Linked DNA regions of Homo sapiens: region 1 is linked to region 2. Evidence: chromatin contacts called from ENCODE Hi-C or POLR2A ChIA-PET data. All regions are on one chromosome and are shown on one strand. The core of a region is the stretch at or near the end of the contact, and the rest is flanking DNA. Distances in the headings are between cores, read along the strand shown. Region 1 holds the start of ARMH3 (armadillo like helical domain containing 3). Region 2 overlaps ARMH3 (armadillo like helical domain containing 3).

Region 1 (6,604 bases), core at 4,026-6,525, 55 kb after region 2:
CTGTAATCTCAGCACTTTGGGAGGCCGAGGCAGATCACTTAAGAGTAAGAATTCAAGGCTGTCCTGGCCAACATGGTGAAACCCTGCCTCTACTAAAAATATAAAAATTAGCTGGGCATGGTGGCAAGCACCTGTAATCCCAGCTATTCAAGAGGCTGAGGCAGGAGAATCACTTGAACCCGGGAGAGGGAGGTTGCAGTGAGCAAAGATTGTGCCACTTGTACTCCACCCTGCTGGGCGACAGAGCAAGACTCTGTCTCAAAAAAAAAAAAAAAAAGAAAGAAAGAAAAGTCAAGTGGGCGCAGTGGCTCATGCCTGTAATATCAGCACTTTGGGAGGCCAAGGCCGGCGGATCATCTGAGGTCAAGAGTTCGAGACCAGCCTGGCCAACACTGTGAAACACCATCTCTACTAAAAATACAAAAAGTAGCTGGGTGTGGTGGAGGGGGTCTGTAATCCCAGCTACTCAGGAGGCTGAGGCAGGAGAATCACTTGAACCCAAGAGGCGGAAGTTGCAGTGAGCCAAGACTGGGCCACTGCACTACAGCCTGGGCAACAGAGGGAGACTCCATTTCGGAAAAAAAAAAAAAAGAAAAAGAAAAAGAAAGAAGTCAGTCAACTCAGGACATCACCTGACAAGCATCATCTCTATTTTCTAGAAGCTAGGACAGAACCAGACTGATTAAGGAAGCACACAAACCACTACAAGGCAGGGTCCATAGCTTGTGTGCTCTAGACAATGCTCCCCTCAGAATGGGTGTTCAGCCTATACCTGAAAATGGAAGTAACTCAGAGACTTTCCCAAGACTAAGAAGCAAATGGCAAAACCAGGACTATTCCCAGGTATCAGCCAGTCTGTACCTACTACAGGTCAACTAGCTTCACAAAAGACAATTTAATCTGGTCCCATCAGCATCTACTCAGTTTGCCTAATGTTACAAATGATCAATGAAGATGAGCTCTCGTTCATTTAAATAAACATGACCACCTTTGGTTCCCTTTCAAATTATCCTACACAAGAAGGAAGGCATTCCTCCTTCCGAAGGGGGAACCAGCTCCAAATTGACAGTATTTCAGGAAATTCTGATTAGAAACCACATTTTCTGACACATCCCAGAATGAAAATTCATGGTAAGATCTTCTCAATGAGCAGGAGATTCCTGTAAATTAATACTTTCTCCTGCTCCAGCCCTGAACTTATTCAAACGGCACACTGTCACTCATATCTTCTCATTTCTTCCCCTGCTCAATTATACAAGCCTCATGAACACCACCTAAATATAAAATGAAAATTATAAGATAAAGTCCCATAATCATCTTCTTCCCCCACTCCCCCGCCCCACCGAAAGACAGTCTCCCTCTGTTGCCCAAGCTGGAATGCAGTGGCACAATCACAGCTCACTGCAGCCTCAACCTCCTGGGCTTACACGACCCTCCCACCTCAGCCTCCTTAGTAGCTGGCACTACAGGCTCACACTGCCACACCCGGCTCATTTTTGTATTTTTTGTAGAGACAGGGTTTTGCTATCTTGCCCAGGCTAATCTTGAACTCTTGAGCTCAAGCAATCCACCAGCCTCGGCCTCCCAAAGTGCTGGGATTACAGGCATGAGACACCTTGCCTGACCCCATAATCTTCATAAAGGAAGCCCAAAAGGTACCTGCAATCTTGCAAAGTAAACTGATTTCCTGCTACTTGAATAACACTTATTAAGACCTTATAAATTACATAAGCATAGTGTAAGACAGAAAGGGACCAAAAAATTACTAAATTACAGTCCCTGCCTTGAGAAGCTCACTATTAAGTGGAGGAAGTGCATAATCTGCTACTTCCTTATAGACAAATAAAATAAACATTTTTTTTTCCCCAAGACTTTTTTCATATATGCCCTCACTCAAAGCTGGTGCCAATACATTAAGCTCACCAGGTCTCTCACTTCCAGCTGCCTACTAAGGTCTCCATCGGTACATCCTACAAGCAACCTGAGCTCGGCATACCAAACCATATCCCCTATGCCTCTTTCCATACCCTAACCTTTGGAAACCTGCTCTACTTTTTCTAATCCATATCCTGTCAATGAAATCCCCATACATCCACTCTCTCAAATTAGAAATCCTAGCCCACTCTCTTCCTAAGAAGTTGAATCAATCTCAGAAGTACAGTATTTCCAAAATCCCCTCCTCTTCATTCCCACAGCTACACTTTCTTCAGACTCTCAGTCAATTGCAACAACTCTAATTAGTCTCACTGCCTCATTCTTCATTACTTTAATCTGCATTTCTGTCACTCCCTAACTTAAAAAAAACTCCTCAGAAGCTAAAAAAAAAAAAAAAAAAAAAAAAAGAGAAAAAAATTCCAATGACTCCCCACTTTCTTTTCAGTCTCACCTCCTAGCAGTTTCCCCACCACACATCCTGTTTGGGACAAATTTCTGAGATTTAAAATAATTTTTTTTCCTCTCACATCCTCACCAAGCCTTTGCAAGTACTGTTCTCTCCAAATGAAATGCCTTTTCTTTTTCAGAGATGGGGTCTCGCCATGTTGAGCCAGCTCGTCTCAAACTCCTGGGCTCAGGCAATCTACCTGCCTAGGCCTCCCAAAGTGCTAGGATTACAGGTATAAGCCACCAGGCCGAGTAAAAATGCCTTTTCTTACTTGTGCAATCTCCTACTCATCCTTCAACACCCAACTCAAGTATCTCCCCCCTGCAAAGATTTCCCTGACTCTCCCAAGCAATGGCAGTATTCCCATTACACTGTATAAATTTTTTTTTTTTTTTTTGAGAGGGAGTCTCGCTCTGTCGCCCAGGCTGGAGTGCAGTGGCACCATCCCGGCTCACTGCAAGCTCCGCCTCCTGGGTTCATGCCATTCTCCTGCCTCAGCCTCCTAGTAGCTGGCACTACAGGCGCCCGCCACCACACCCGGCTAATTTTTTGTATTTTTAGTAGAGACGGGGTTTCACCATGTTAGCCAGGATGGTCTTGATCTCCTGACCTTGTGATCCGCCGGCCTCCGCCTCCCAAAGTTACATAGTAAGTGCTCAATAAATGTGTTGAATAAACAGTTCACCCTTATATATCCTGGATCAATTTTTGGCCATTTTCCCCAAATGTTACAGATTCCTAAACTGTGCTCAGTGTGAGATTCCAAATTTCATAATGACTGCTTTGAGGTTTTCACCTTGTTTTAATTATCCAAATGTTGAACAAGTCGGCTGGGGGCAGTGACTCACTCCTGTAATCCCAGCACTTTGGGAGGCTGAGACGGGTGGATCACGAGGTCAGGAGTTGGAGACCAGCCTGGCCAATATGGTGAAACTCCGTCATTACTAAAAACACAAAAATTAGCCAGGCATGGTGGTGCGCGCCTGTAGTCACAGCTACTCAGAAGGCTAAGGCAGAAGAATCGCTGGAACCCGAGAGACGGAGGTTGCAGTGAGCCAAGATCATGCCACTGCACTCCAGCCTGGGCGACAGAGCGAGACTCCGTCTCAAAAAAAAAAAAAAAAAGTTGAACAATAAATTGTAATACCTAAAAGTCCAATGAAAACACCTTAAAGGCTTCTCTAGTCACTGAAATGGGTATTCCCCCTTTACAGTCGTAACAAGAGGGATCCCTCTTTCCCTTGACTGTGATCTGATATCCTGAAAGTCTTCACACAGAAGCTATTGTGCACACAAATCCAACTTAAGGTACACCCAAAATAATTCCAATCCTGCTAAGTTACGGGCAGGGACACAAATCATATTTACCCTAGTTTACAAAGCAACTAAAGGATAGCAAAGAAAAAGCTCTCACTAAGCTCAAAACTTTTTCTGGCCGGGCGCAGTGGCTCACACCTGTAATCCGAACACTTTGGGAGATCGAGGTGGGTGAATCATCTGAGGTCAGAAGTTTGAGACCAGCCTGGCCAACATGGCGAAACCCTGTCTCTACTAAAAATACAAAAATTAGCCGGGCGTGGTAGCTCACGTCTGTAATCCCAGCTGCTTGGGGGGCTGACGGGGAAGAATCGCTCGAACCTGGAAGGCGGAGGTTGCAGTGAGCCGAGATCACGCCATTGCACTCCAGCCTGGGCAACGAGAGCGAAACTCCGTCTCAAAAAAACAAAAAACAAAACAAACAAACAAACAAAAAAAAAAAGGCCGGGCGCGGTGGCTCACGCCTTTAATCACAGCACTTTGGGAGGCCGAGGCGGGCGGATCACCTGAGGTTGGGAGTTCGAGACCAGCCTGACCAACATGGAGAAATCCCGTCTCTATCAAAAATATAAAATTAGCTGGGCGTGGTAGCGCAAGGCTGAGGCAGGAGAATCGCTTGAACCCCGGAGGCAGAGGTTGTGGTAAGCCGAGATCGGGCAACTGCACTCCAGACTGGGCGACAACAGCGAAACTCCATCTCAAAATAAATAAATAAATAAATAAATAAATAAAATAAAATAAAAAACTTTCTGGAGAGGAAGAACTGCGGAGGGTCGGATGATCCAGTGACATACATTTGGGTATGGCCCAAGTTTCTGCTTCCCCATTCGCCAGGGGCAGCACGCCTCAGCTTCTCCTTCTCCAGGGGACCAGGTTTCTCTCTACTTTTTCCTTCCCTATACCCTCCTGGGAACAGGTTCCTTTCCTGGGCTCTCGCCGAGTAACCCAAAGAAAACACAGTAGCTTCACTGATTCCGTGTGAAGAGTGGGTTAAAGCCTGTCAGAGCCTGGAGAGGGACAGGACTGGAGCCCTTCCGGGACACCTGAAGACTTCGCACAAACCCGCTTTCCTCTATCCCTGAGATTCTCAGAGGTGCCTTGCCCTACGCCCGCACCCCAGGACCAAGAACAGCAGGAGAGGAAGCTCTCGGGGCAGCTGGCGGGGTCAAAGGTCAGCACCTCGGAAGCCAGAAGGCCCCGCAGGGATGCGGGAGAGGGACGTGACCGGGACCGTGTGGTCCGAGGGACCGGCCGCTGGAAGAGCGAAGCCGTTTCTCTCTAGGCTCGGCCGCCCCCAGGCCCAGCCCTCCCCGGCATACGCAGCTTCAGCAGCCGTCCTCCCTCCCTCTCCCCTCGCGTCCTCGTCGTCCCCGCGGCCAGCGCAGGCCCCGCCCCCAGAACCGCCTCGGGGCCAAGGCCTAGTATGGCAGGACCCGCAGGGTTGGTCAGGTTCGAGGACCGGGCCGGGCCTGGCCGCCGCCGCTTACCGAGCCCGCGGCTCCTCCTCTACCACCCGCGCCGTTCCCGGGCCCGCTCGCTCTCGACGCCACCGACGCTGCCGCTGCTCCGGGCTCACGGGCGCGCTCCCGACCTCCCCGACCCTTCCCGTGTCCCCGCGCCCCGCCGGGTCCTAAAGCCCGGCGCGCAATGGGTTAGTCCACGCCCGCTTCCTGAGACCGGCTCAGACCACGATTCCCAGCAAGCATCGCAAAGACTACAACTCCCGAAAGGCATCGCGAGAAATAAATTCGCAGTGGACTTGTCTATTGAGGGCCTACTGGGTCGCAATAGCAGTTTTCCGAAACATGGCCGACTCTTTGACCTCAGCAATTTTACTTCTAGGAATACATGTATCCTCTAGAAATACTGGCGAAGTTTGGAAAGATATATTTTCCAAATGTGTATTACAACTTTGTACGTGAAAGATTGAAAACAAACTCATTCTTTCAACAAATACGTGTGTGCCTGATAAGTGCAAAGTAGCGTGTAAAGCTCTATTAACTTGGCCAGAAATCTATTTTCTTTTCTTTTCCTTTTTTTTTTTTTTGAGACAGGATCTTGCCCTTGCCCAGGCTGGAGTGCCGCAGTGGCACAATTACAGCTCAGTGCAGCCTCCACCTCCTAGGCTCAAGCAGTCCTCCTGCCTCTGCCTCTGGTAGCTGGGATTACAGGCACGTGCCACCACTCCCTGCCTCTGAGTCTTTGTTTTCTTTTTTTTTTTTTTTTTCGAGATGGTGTCTCACTCTATTGCCCAGGCTGGAGTGCAGTGGTGCGATCTCGGCTCACTGCAACCTCTGCCTCCCGGGTTCAAGAGAGTCTCCTGCCTCAGCCTCCCCAGTAGCTGGGATTACAGGAGTGTACCACCACGCCCGGCTAATTTTTGTATTTTTTAGTAGAGACAAGGTTTCACCATGTTGCCAGGCTGGTCTCAAGCTCCTGGCCTCAGGTGATCCACCCGCCTCTGCCTCCCAAAATGCTGGGATTACAGGCGTGAGCCACCGCACCCAGCCTGAGTCTCTGTTTTTTTATACACAAATGGAAGGTTTAAAAAGATGTGCTATAACAGCAAGAATACTATTAAAAAGAAAAAACAAGTAAAAAAAATAAAATAAGCCAGGCGCGGTGGCTCACACCTGTAATCCCAACACTTTGGAAGGCAAAGGCGGGTGGATCACCTGAGGTCAGGAGTTCGAGACCAGCCTGGCCAACATGGTGAAACCCCATCTCTACTAAAAATACAAAAAATGGCCGGGCGTGTTGGCAGTCCTCTGTAATCCCAGCTACTCGGGAGGCTGAGGCAGGAGAATCGCTTGAACCTGGGAGGCGAAGGTTGCAGTGAGCCAAGATCGCGCCATCGCACTCCAACCTGGGCGACAGAGCGAGACTCCGTCTCAAAACAAAAAA
Region 2 (6,925 bases), core at 639-3,138:
GGAAAATGTCCTTAACTTTAGGTGATACATGTTAAAATATTTATGTGTAAAGCAGAATCATGATGTCTGCAACTTCATTTAAAATGATTCAGCCAGGCCGGGCGTGGTGGCCCATACCTGTAATCCCGGCACTTTGGGAGGCTGAGGTGGGCGGATCACAAGGTCAGGGGTTTGAGACCAGCCTGGTCAACACAATGAAACCCCGTCTCTACTAAAAATACAAAAATTAGCCAGGTGTTGTGCCACATGCCTGTAGTCCCAGCTACTCCAGAAGCTAAGGCAGGAGAATGGCTTGAACCTAGGAGGCGGAGGTTGCAGTGAGCCTTGGTTGCAATTGCACTCTAGCCTAGGCAACAGAGCAAGATTCTGTCTCAAAAAAATAAAAAATAAAATAAAATAAAATGATTCAGCCAAAATAACAACAACAACACACAGAAAGAAATTTAAGTGCAAACCAAGTATGGTAAAATGTTCATGAGTATATAGGTAAATCACTTCACAATTATTTTCAACTTCTGTATACTAGAATTTTTTCATTACAAAAAATGGAAGAAAAAATGCTAGCTCAGTGTCACCATGAAATCAAAGGCTTACTTCCAGGCAATCCTAAAACTGGGATATATTCCACTTATATCAGGTTCCTAGAGCAGTCAAATTTATAGAGGCAGAAAGCAGAATGGTTGCTGTCAGGCCTTGGGGCAAGAGGAGGATGGGGTATTAGTGTTTAATGGGTATAGAGTTTCCATTTTGTAAGATGAAAAAGTTCTGAGGCCAGGTGCGGTGGCTCACACCTGTAATCCCAGTACTTTGGGAGGCCAAGGCGGGCAGATCACTTGAGCCCAGGAGTTCAAGACCAGCCTGGGCAACATGGCGAAACCCCGTATCTACAAAAAATACACACACAAAAAAAATATTATCCAGGTATAATGGTGCACACCTGTAGTCCCAGCTACTCAGGAGCCTGAGGTGGGAGAATCACCTGAGCCCAGGAAGTCAAGGCTGCAGTGAGCTGAAACCACACTACTGCACTCCAGCCTGGCTGACAGACTGAGACCCTGCCTTCAAAAAACAGAAAAATAAAAAGTTCTAGAGATGGATGGTGATGATAGTTTTGTTGTTTTTTTTTTGAGATGGAGTCTCACTCTGTCATGCAAGCTGGGGTACAGTGGCGCGATCTCAACTCTCTACAACCTCCACCTCCCGGGTTCAAGCAATTCTCCTGTATCAGCCTCTCGAGTAGCTGGGATTACAGGCACATGCCACCACGGCCGGCTAATTTTTGTATTTTTAGTACAGACAAGGTTTCACCATGTTGGCCAGGCTGGTCTTGAACTCCTGGCCTCAAGTGATCCTCCCGCCTCAGCCTCCCAAAGGGCTGGGATTACAGGCATGAGCCACCGTACCCAGCCAGTGATGATGGTTGTACAAAAATATGGAAGTAGGTAATGCAACTAAATAGTACATTTAAATATGGTTAAGATGGTAAATTTTGTTATATATACTTTACCACAATAAAAACAAACATAAAAATTGTGAACACTCACATAAATCCTGTATAAAGAAAAATGCTAAGTAGGGGAAAAAAAACAAAACTAAGATATATACTGGATAGAATTTGCTGTGTCTCCTTCCAACCCCTTCTCAATCCTAGGACAACTACTCCACTACTCTACCACCAAGTAAAAGGCCATGGCAAAATCACAAACAGAGGAAAAACAGGAAATCACACAACAAAACCTCAAACTTTTCCAACACTCAATCCTCTCCCACTTCCACTCTTGCATTTCTAGGATGGGTATTGACACTTCTATTTTAAGTGTTCAAGAACAGAGTCCCTCTGAATCTCACCTCTTCCTACTGTACTGTGTACGACAGTCCTCTAATTCTCACCACGAGCTGATGCTTTCAGTTCCTGTCCTCAAAAGGGAATTCCCTGAAGCGTGCTAATCCCTCCACTTCCCACACATAAGAGTCTGCATCTACTTACCAAGATCTGCTAAGAAGATTTGCTAGCTTTCAAAGAGACCAATTTTTTTCCTGTTCTATTTTTGAGTACTCCCCTCCAGCTTCAGGTTTTCCCAACACCACCTAATTGCCATCTAGCAATTAGGTGAGACATCACTATTTTCCAGCAATGAAGACCATGTACACAAGGCCCCAATAGTTCATCTTGTCAAAGCTTCAAAATATTAATGTTGCTCTTTGATGCTAGCTGCCTGCCACACCTTTGACTTCCTGAGCCCCCAAAATAGCTATGGCTTACCTTTGGTGTCCTGCATGACAATTGAGCTATACTTTAAAAAGGTTATCAGTAGATTACTGGTCTGTACATCTGCATCCAGTGGGAGTTCCACAGAACTTATAACTGGAATAGAACAGATAAAATGCACTTAGCCTGCAACATATTCCATCTAACACTTCTACCCACATAGCCAATTTGCCAGCAGGCAAAAAAATCACTAAATAAGCTTTTTCCACAACAGAGGGAGGACCAAGTGCTCATCACAAAACTTTTATCTACTCTTCCTAAGCCTGTAGAGCCCCCTTCCTATTCCCCAAATTAAGCCCAGTGACCTGCTCTCCTATCTAGGGCCAGTCTCCAAGAACGGTGCTTTTTCTCCCAACATCCTGGGAAGGGTATGTTGATTCCACTTCCTGCCCCAAGTATCCCCAAAGAGTTTAAGGCCCTTCTTAAAGAAACTTCGATTTCTACCTGAAGGAAAGATCTGTATTGAATATAAATGAGTTTTACTTTGATGGGTCTCCTGCTTGAAATCAGTGAAGATTCCTCCCTAACAAGGAGAAATCTTGCTGAATTTTGAGAACAAGTCTTTAGGCTGGACGTACCCATGATAGAGAGGGGAAAATGTTAAGGCAGAACTATATTCAAATTCTACCACTATTAAGTGGCAGACTTCCCTTCCCCGCTTAAGGGAACTGAAAGTAATAGTAGACTGAAAACAGATGAACAGGTCAAGCGCAGTGGCTCACGCCTGTAATCCCAGCACTTTGGGAGCCCGAGTTGGGCACATCACCTAAGGTCAGGAGTTCGAGGTCAGCCTGGCCAACATGGTGAAACCCCATCTCTACTAAAAATACAAAAATTAGCTGGGCATGGTGGTCGGTGCCTATAATCCCACCTACTAGGGAAGCTGAGGCAGGAGAATTGCTTGAAACCGGGAGGCGGAGGTTGTAGTGAGCCGAGATGGCGCCACTGCACTCCAGCCTGGGTGACACAGCGAGACTCTGTCACAAATAAATAAATAAATAAATAAATAAATAAATAAATAAATAAAAACAGATGAACATTACTGATTGGAACAGCCTGGGAACTGAGTTTTACATACCTAGCTGATGTTTCTAAGAGAAATCCCCCACCCAGTTCTCTGAGCCACAGTCCCAATGAACAATGACAGATAATTGGCCTCTAATGACCAGGGCTGACCACAGAACACAGTATTTTCTTTTTTTTTGAGACAGAGTCTCGCTCTGTTGCCCAGGCTAGAGTGCAGTGGTGCCATCTCAGCTCACTGCAACCTCCGTCTCCTGGGTTCAAGCAATTCTCCTGCCTCCGCCTCCCAAATAGCTTGGATTACAGGCACCCACCACCATGCCCAGCTAATTTTTGTATTTTAGTAGAAACAGGGTTTCACCATGTTGGCCAGGCTGGTCTTGAACTCCTGACCTCAAGCAATCCACCCACCTCGGGCCTCCCAAAGTGTTGGGATTAAGGCATGAGCCACTGTGCCTGGCCCAGAACAAAGTCTTAATGTAGGCTTCCCAAAATTCTAAGACTTTAAATTAGACTCAGACCTCTTGTTAAGTGCTTTTACACTGCCTAAGACACAATATATAAGTTAAAAGGAGTCTTATAATGGCCCAAAAAAGCTAGAGAATCTATGGCTTTCTGCTACATTTTCAGCCATGAAGACTCAGTTGACTTTGGGATATTACTCATAATATGTATTCATAACCATAACAGATCCCTCTGGAGTTATTACGACATATGCAGAGAACATTTATGAACAGTGAGAAACATTTGCATTTTATGAACCCATAATAAACAGCAAGCACAACAAAAAGCCTTATGAAAAGAAATCAGCATGCCCAACCCCTGGCTATTTTCCCAGTTAGGCCTCCAAGAGCTAATATAAGACAAATATATTTTTATGTTGAAATACTAAAAGGTTTTAATTCATGTTATGGGTTAATGACCCAAGACTGTCATTTCAAACCACAGCCTGTTTTGAAGCTCAGAACCCGTAATCATCCCTTTGTCCAATACAAGGAGGCACCTAACTGGTAAGTGGGGCTTTTTTCCTGCTCATACACAGCAATAACTGGAAAACTATCTTATATAATATGTAGAAATATAGAAGTATATGTATTTTTAGTTTACCAGAAAGTCCTCTCATGCCAAGGCTGAGTTGTCAAATGTCAAGTCTGAGCTGAGAACAAATGTTATAGCTAAACTGCCGGCTTTTAAAAATATGGCTCTGGTGACATACCTTTAAATATAAGTGGGCTACTGAACACCACTATAATTAAGATCTAAAAATTAAAAACAAGGTTGTAATACTTAGGAACCCTACAGAAGGAAATGAGTTAGGAGACAGGGAAAAGAACAAATAGAACAGAGACAGAATAAAATCCCTCACAAATTAAAATCTTCTTCCTAAGGAAGAGTCATTCCTTGATCTTTGGCTTCATAATTCTTCCCAGCAGCTTTTGTCAAGGGAGACAGTCATTTGAAAGTGGGCTGACTTGATCTTCCCACTAGAAAAAATAAAAGCTCACTGGTTGTAGGTAAGTAAGCACAAATCCTACCATTGCATAATCAAGTGTGTGGGTGGAAGTGTTCACAATGAACAGTTTGAAAGGCAGTTCTCTGAAGCATCCAAACCCCAACATCACATGGAACTCATATATATATATATGGCTTTTGATATCCATGGTAACCAGGCAGGGTTCATTCTTAAAGAGAAAGTACTGTATTTCCATTGGGTTATTCTGTGGCCTGAATAAACAGAGACAAGTAGGCAATCCTTACTACTTGCTCCTTCTCAGTAAGATATTTTGGGGCTGGGCATGGTGGCTCATGGGTGTAATCCCAGCACTTTGGGAGCCCGAGGCAGGCGGATCACCTGAGGTCAGGAGTTCGGGACCAGCCTGGCCAATACAGTGAAACCCCATCTCTACTAAAAATACAAAAATTGGCCAGGCGTGGTGGCTCACGCCTGTAATCCCAGCACTTTGGGAGGCCGAGGCAGGCGGATCACGAGGTCAGGAGATCGAGATCATCCTGGCTAACACTGTGAAACCCCATCTCTACTAAAAATACAAAAAATTAGCCGGGCATGGTGGCACACACCTGTAGTCCCAGGGAGGCTGAGGCAGGAGAATCACTTGAACCTGGGAGGTGGAGGTTGCGGTGAGCTGAGATCGCACCCCTGCACTCCAGCCTAGGCAACAGTGCGAGACTCCGTCTCAAAAACAAATAAATAAATAAAAATAAACATACAAAAATTAGCCGGGCATTGTGGTACATGCCTGTAATCTCAGCTACTCAGAAGGCTGAGGCATGAGAATCGCCTGAATCTGGGAGGCAGAGGTTGCAGTGAGCCGAGATCACACTACCACACTCTAGCCTAAATGACAGCAAGACTCTGTCTCAAAAAAAAAAAAAAAAAAAAAAAGATATTTTGGGATTTGGCTTTCAATTCTAAACAGATCCAATTTGCTACCATATATATAACTAACAATGGCACCTCCCTGTCATAGTTCTGTACTGTTTATACTGCCTGGAAATGTTACTGCCACGGGTGGTATATGAAAACTTAAAGGAGAGAAAGAATAAAGAAGGTCATTTCACGTACAAACAGTGGGGAGGCAAAAAGAAAGTATCAAAGTTGGATTGTCTGTACTTCTTTACCAAAACAAGGTCAATCTTTGAGCTACAACATCAAATATTAACATAGATTGTTTTTAGGTTACAATATTCCACCAAACACACTCAGCCTATAATAGACCTCAAAATTTTTGGCAAAAATTCATAATTTCTTTTCTGTTGCCTTTTTCTTAGGTTCCAGCCATAAGATTTATGAAGGGGAAATTTTCACCGTTGTTGTCTTGAGGGAGATAAATCTTACGTATCCACCAAACTCCCAATTATAATACACTCAAAGCCTGTCCTTTCCAACTGGGAGTGGCTGATAGACACATAACAGTGAGTGAGTGCCAGGTTCACATTCTCATTCATTTATTCAACAAATATTTATTAAGCAAGTACCATGCTGGGCACTATGCTAGGCATTTAGTAGTAAACAAAATAGACAAGATCCTGCTTACATGTTTGGGTTCTCAGTCTCTACTCTCACTAATCTTAGGCAAACTGCTTCATTTCTCTGGCCTTAATTCCCTCATTGATCAAATGGTAACATCAGATAACATTACTATTTTACATTCATTTCAGTGCTTTATAATCACAAGGTGACATTTTTCACAAAATATCTCATCTGAGCCTCACAAGGACTCTGAGAGTGTGGCAGGACAGGCATTACTGACCTTGCAGGTCTAGCACTCCATGCCTCTACAACTACTCCCTGAGGAGGAAAAGCTAGAGTTATGTAAGCTTCTTTTACAGAGAAAATCACTGGACTGTCTTTTTCCAAAGTTTTCTTTGGAAATTTAGGAGGCCTGAAGGATAGTACTACAGACCAATTTAGTGGGAAAAATTAACAACTACGTAGGTTCTTTGTTGAACACAGCTATGCTCACTCTGAGAGATCTAAGATCATATTAACCAAGAAAAACAAAGTGGTGGTGGGCTCACCATCAGAGGAAGGCGGTGTGGTCCCAAGTGGTGTGACTGGGGTTGTAGGAGCAGGACTGACAGGGGTCGTCACCAAGCCCATTTCTGGATGGC

What was found. A loop is a pair of places that touch in the nucleus more often than their neighbours do. ChIA-PET counts read pairs that join two places held with the same protein, here RNA polymerase II (POLR2A). Pooled maps may share reads with other maps.
Region 1: a loop to region 2 is called in a pooled map, with 2.3 times the contacts of the local background. The contact joins the promoter of ARMH3 here to the enhancer-like site in region 2. A Hi-C loop is called at or near these places in 5 of 50 pooled maps. POLR2A ChIA-PET finds 5 or more read pairs at or near these places in 16 of 52 experiments (AG04450, B cell, BJ and 13 more).

The regions. Positions count from the first base shown.
Region 1 is chr10:102,050,898-102,057,501 of GRCh38, forward strand. It overlaps ARMH3 (armadillo like helical domain containing 3), which reads right to left and starts at 5,276. Exons shown (of 26, transcript NM_024541.3): 1 at 5,188-5,276. RefSeq lists a silencer at 4,976-5,365.
Region 2 is chr10:101,999,708-102,006,632 of GRCh38, forward strand. It overlaps ARMH3 (armadillo like helical domain containing 3), which reads right to left. Exons shown (of 26, transcript NM_024541.3): 14 at 6,833-6,925; 15 at 2,264-2,365. Among named protein-coding and RNA genes, the nearest start is that of ARMH3, 53 kb to the right of the region's middle. RefSeq lists a silencer at 4,819-4,868. Within about 2 kb of position 1,889, at least 3 of the 41 ENCODE cell types and tissues checked have a DNase peak (open chromatin) inside an H3K27ac peak, as active enhancers do; they include B cell and GM12878, where a contact is called at or near this core.